Regions from separate parts of the Homo sapiens genome. Here region 1 is linked to region 2. A link is an interaction called in ENCODE POLR2A ChIA-PET data of the cell type or tissue named here. Cell type or tissue: IMR-90. All regions are shown on one strand. Links, peaks and the distances in the headings refer to the core of each region. The heading gives the core; the rest is flanking DNA.

The links. Peaks named below come from ENCODE experiments on the same cell type or tissue, not always from the same donor. Only the 100,000 strongest peaks of a DNase experiment are listed, where the experiment ranks them.
Region 1: POLR2A ChIA-PET joins it to region 2 with 16 read pairs; 10 of 35 experiments call an interaction of 5 or more read pairs at or near these places.

Annotation. Positions count from the first base shown.
Region 1 is chr1:92,796,932-92,799,854 of GRCh38, reverse strand. No RefSeq gene overlaps it. Among named protein-coding and RNA genes, the nearest start is that of EVI5, 13 kb to the right of the region's middle. In IMR-90, for the core only: no CTCF peak of the experiment used is centred there; DNase peaks (open chromatin) are centred at 1,684 and 2,304; H3K27ac peaks cover 364 bases.
Region 2 is chr1:92,729,603-92,732,525 of GRCh38, reverse strand. All of the region lies in intron 2 of EVI5 (ecotropic viral integration site 5), which reads left to right. It also overlaps the pseudogene LOC100289500. Among named protein-coding and RNA genes, the nearest start is that of EVI5, 54 kb to the left of the region's middle. In IMR-90, for the core only: no CTCF peak of the experiment used is centred there; no DNase peak of the experiment used is centred there.

The DNA.
Region 1 (2,923 bases), core at 124-2,623, 67 kb before region 2:
ATTTATAAATGATTGTCAATTTATTGGCTACATGCAGGTGTTGGTAACTCAGATCTGTTGGGCATTCAGGCAAAATGTATTAAGTGAATTACATGGTGTTCAGAATTATTTCTAGATGTTCAGTGTGATGTGAATTAGACAATGAGACTCACAAAGCTACAGTTTTTGCTCTTTATTTATTTATTTTTTATTTATCTTTTTAAAATTTTTACAATATTCTTGTCAAGGCATTAACTCTTTTATACTTAATTGTACTTAGGTATACTTAATTACCAGGAAAACTTTGTGGATCATACCTAAATAAGTGTTAAGTCATTTAAAGGGCTGATGTGATGTGATATAGACAATAGTATTCTACACAATAATTTCAGGTCTACATTGATTAGATTTTCTGTTTTTGAGACAGGCTCTGTCACCCAGGCTCAAGTGCTGTGGCGTGATCCTGGCTCACTGCAGCCTTGACATCCCAGGCTCAAGCAGTCCTCCCACCTCAGCCTCCTTAGTAGGTGGTACTACAAGCATGCACCACTATGCCCGGCTGATTTTTTATTTTTTGTAGAGACAGGGTCTTTCTATGGTGCCCAGGCTGGTTTCAAATTCCTGGGCTCAAGTGATCCTCCCACCTTGGCATCCCAAAGTGTTGGGATTACAGGTGTGAGCCATCACACCTGGTCATTTTAGGTTTCTTTTTTTTTTTTTTAATGAGACAGAATCTTGCTCGGTTGCCAGGCTGCAGTGCAGTGGCGCGATCTCGGCTGAGATCACAACTTCCGCATCCCAGGTTCAAGTGATTCTCCTGCCTCAGCCTCCTGAGTAGCTAGGATTACAGGTGCACACCACCACGCCCGGCTAATTTTGTATTTTTAGTAGAGACAGGGTTTCGCCATGTTGGCCAGGCTGGGGCTACAGGCGCATGCCACCACACCCAGCTAATTTTCGTATTTTTAGTAGAGACAGGGTTTCACCGTGTTGGCCAGGATGTCCTCGATCTCTTGACTTCGTGATCCGCCCGCCTCGGCCTCCCAAAGTGCTGGGATTACATGCGGGAGCCACCGTGCCCGGCTGGCCATTTTAGTTTTAATAATTTTTATATTTTTCTAACTTAAAAAAGGTACTAAAATCTCTTACAGCTATTATTTACGAATATAGCATTCATTATTGTTATTGTGATTATTTTGTATGTGTTTAATCTCATTTGCAATATAAGCTCCTGGAAATCAAAGATTTTGTCTATCTTATTCACTACTCTATTCTCAGTACTTGACCTTGTCTTGCATGAAACAGATATCGAATAAATATTTGTTAAATGAATGAATGAATGAATGAAAATACTGATACCACATTTAACAATTCTACAAGTATTATAGGTTTTACCATCTAACAAATAAAATAGATTGTGTAGGGCAGAGTCACAGCCAACCTGTCATAAAAGAAAATGCAAATGAAAAATAAACCTTTGTACGTATAGGTGCTAAGATTTTGGGGCTTTTGTTAATGTAACATAACCAGCAAAAGCTCAATGATACGGCATATATAATATACACATACAGATGGACCAGCAGATGAGATTCCAAAGATAGTTCAATAAGCATTAACTACACCCACACACTTCATTCCCTAACAGAAAGAATGGAATTCTTGTTCACTAAGATCTGCCTCAAACATTACTTACTTTGTTCCTCTGGCTACTCAAGTATTTAGTCAGAACTCTTTTCTTTCCTTTTTTTCCCAGGCTGGAGTGCAGTGATGCCATCATAGCTCACTGAAACCTCTAACTCAGGGCCCAGGGAATCCTCCTGCCTCAGCCTCCTGAGTAGCTGAGACTACAAGTGCCACCTTGGGTAACAGTCAGACTCTGTCTCAGTAAAATAAAATAAAATTAGCCACCATGCTCGGCTAAATTTTTATTTTTAGTTTTTTTAGAGACGGGGTCTTACGTTGTTGCCCAGGCTAGTCAGGACTCTTGATTGCATATGACAGAAACCCAACCCAACCTTTCAACCTGCTCCTCCCTCCCAGTCTCCGTAAATGGCAACTCCATCCTTAAAGTTGCCCAAGCCCCAAATCTCAAAGTTAACCTTGCGTTCTCTCTTTTATCTCATAGCCAGTCTGAAGGCAAATCATGTTGGCTGAAAATATATCCAAACTTAATCACTTCTCATCACTTGCACTTTCCACCATAGTTCAAGCAATCATCATCTCTCAATATCTTCCAACTGGTCTCCAGGTTTATACTGCTACCCCCTAGAGAATTTACTTCACAGCAGCCAATGCTTTTAAACATAAAACATGAGTCAGAAAGCTGGGCACAGCTGCATGCACCTGTAATCTCAGCTACTTGGGAGGTTGCAGTGTGCTTTGATTGCATCTGTAAAGAGCTGCTGCACTCCAGCCCAGGCAATATAGCAAGACTCTGCCTCTTAAAACACAAACACACACACACACACACACACACACACACACACCCCATAGAAGTCAGATGTCACTTTGCTTATCCATCCAATTTAGAATAAAAACCAAAGTCCTAAAAAGGCCTATAGGGCCTTCTATGTAATCTGATTCTGTTTTCTCTGATTTCATATCCTAGTATTTGTCTTGCTTACTCCATTCTAACCACACCACTGGTCTCCTTGTTCCTTGAATATGCCCAGTGCATTTCTGCCTCAAAGCCTTTGTACTTGCTGTTCTCTCTGTTTAGAATGCTCTTTCCTAGATATGGCTTGCTTGCCCACCGTCACCTTTTTTTTTTTTCTTTTTTGAGACCGAGTTTCACTCTTGTTGCCCAGCTGGAGTGCATTGGCACGATCTCAGCTCACTGTAACCTCCGCCTCCCAAGCTCAAGCCATCCTCCCATCTCAGCCTCCCAAGTAGTTGGGATTACAGGCATGCACCACCACACCCAGCTAATTTTTGTATTTTTTGT
Region 2 (2,923 bases), core at 268-2,767:
TCTTTGCTCCCCTTAGGTAAGAAAACTTGAAAGCAAATAGTTTCTCCCTGTGGCAGTGATATATCTCCATCAGCATATATCCTCAATTTCAATGCAATTCCTTTGCAGCTGTTTCACTATTTTTTGTCACCTTTCCCTTCTTTGCTTGCTGTCTCTCCTGTTTTGGAATCAATGTCTTTAACAAGTTACTGAGTGGCAGTCATGTAAGGCTTTGGGATTTCCAGTTTTTCACACTTGTGATCTGACTGATGATGGTGTCTCAGGCAAAAATTATTCTCACAGTAAGGACGTATAACTGCCACAAGTTTTTCAACACGGTCCTTGAATGAGCATGGGTAAAATTTATGTTTATGTCTTCAGTCTCTCATTGATTACAGTCATCTCAGGACAACCATGAGACTGCCGCCAGCTTTTGTATTCAAGGCAAAATATTCCTGAGTATCACACACAAATGAAAGAAAATCTGGCAGTGCTGCCCAGTGTTCAACTGTGCCATCTCTCTCGTGCCACTAAAGAACAGAAATTTTAAATTTTGATTAAGTTACAATTTCAAATTGTTCTTTTATGGATTGTGCTTTCGGTGATCCAAGATTATACCGTTTCTCTCCTATTTTTTTCCTGAACGTTTTATAGTTTTAAGTTTGACATTTAGCTCTGTGATACATTTGGAGTTCATTTTTTGAATATGGACATCTAATTATTCCTGTACCATTTATTGAAATGGCTGTTCTTTCTTTACTTAATTACTTTTGCATTTTTGTCAGATATCAGTTGTCTGTATGTGTATGAGTCTATTTCTGGGCTCTATTCTGTTCTGTTGGTCTACATGTCTATCTTAATACTAGCACTATACTGCCTTGATTATTGTAGGCTTATACTGAGTCTTGAAATCAGATAGTGTTAGGCCTCCACTGTTGTTCTTTTTTTGGCCTATTTTTGGTCCTTGGCATCCCCAAATGAATTTTACAATCAAGTTGTTAATTTCTACAAAAACGCCTGCTGAAATTTTGGTTGGGATTGCATTAAATCTCTAACAATATTGCCTTCCTCCCCATGAACACAATGTATTTCTCAATTATTATTTGTCAATGGTATTGTTTTTGTAAACTTCATTTTTAATTTTTCATTGCTGGCATATAGAACTACAATTGTCAACACCTTCTGTGTTAAAAAGAAAATACAATTGTATTTCTTTTTTTGTTTTTTTGAAATGGGGCCTCACTCACTCAGGCTGGAGTGCAGTGGTGTGATCTCTGCTCACTGTGACCTCTGCCTCCTGAGTTGAAGCAATTCTTCTCCCTCAGCCTCCTGAGTAGCTAGGATTATAGGCATGTGCCACTATGACGGCTAATTTTTGTATTTTTAGTAGAGATGGGGTTTCACCATGTTGGCCAGACTGGTCTCGAGCTCCTGACCTCAAGTGATTTGCCTACCTCGGCCTCCCAAAGTGCTGGGATTACAGGCCTGAGCCACTGTGCCTGGCTCTACAATTGTTTTTCTTATATTGATTCATGTATCCTGCAGCTTTGCTAAACTCAGTTATTGTTTTGGTAGTTTTTTTTGGTTTTTGTCTAGATTCCATTAGATTTGCTATGTAGATGAGCCTATCATCTGTGAATAAGAGCACTTTTGCTTCTTTCCAATCTGGATGCCTTTTATTTATTTTCTTGACCATTGCTACTAACTGGGAACCTCCTGTATAAATTTGAATGGAAGTGGTGAACAGACATACCTGTTCTTTTTCTGATCTTAAGAAGAAAGCATTAAGCTTGATGTTAACTGTATTTTTTGGATATGGCCTTTGTCAGATTGAGGAAGTTCCTTTTTTTTTTTTTTTTTTTTGTGAGAGAAGGTCTTGCTTTGTCACCAAGGCTGGAATGCAGTGGCATAATCATGGCTTGCTGCTGCCTTGGTCTCCTGGGCTCAAGTGATCCTTCCACCTCAGCCTCCTGAGTAGCTAGAATTACATGCATGCACCACTACACTTGGTTAATTTTTTTTTTTAATATTTTTGTAGAGACGGGGTCTTGCTTCGTTGCCTGGATTAATCTCAAACTCCTGGCTTCAAGGACTTGGGTTCCCAAAGTGCTGGGATTACAGGCGTGAACCACTGTGACCAGCCGCTTTCCATTTCTTTCTTTCTCCATTTCCTTCTTTCTTTCTTTTAGAGATGGGGGTCTTGCTCTGTCACTTAGGCTGCTGTAGTGCAGTGGCACAATCAGGGCTTGCTGTAGCCTTCTCCTGGGCTCAAGTGATTCTCCAAGCCCTGCCTCCTGGGATTACAGGCACGTGCCATCATGCCTGGCTAACTTTTGTACTTTTTTGTAGAGATGGGGTTTTGCCATATTGCCCAGGCTGGTCTTAAACTCCTGGGCTCAAGTGATCCTCCTGCCTCTGCCTCCCAAAGGCTGGCATTACCGGCATTAGCTATTGCACTTGACACCTCTTTCTATTTCTTGTTTGCTGAGAATTTATGTAAAACAGATTTTGGATTTTGTCAAATGCTTTTTTTGCCTCTACTGAAATGATCATTAATGGTTTTCTTCTTTCAGTCTGATAATACGGCAAATTACATTGATTTTTCAATGTTAAACCGACTTTACATTCTTAGGATAAACCCCACTTCATCATTATATCTTTTCTTTGTAAAGTATTGGATTCAATTTGCTAAAATTTTGTTTGTGATACAGTCTGCGCTCCATATCCACAAGTTCTGCATTTGCAGAACCACAGATGGAAAATACATTTTAAAATAAGAAATAACATACAACAATAAAAATAATACAAATAAAAAATACATATAACTATTATATAATGTTTACATTGTATTAGGTACTAAAAGTCATCCAGAGCTGATTTAAAATATAAGGAGGATGTGCATAGGTCATATGCAAATACTATACCATTTGATCTAAGGACGTCA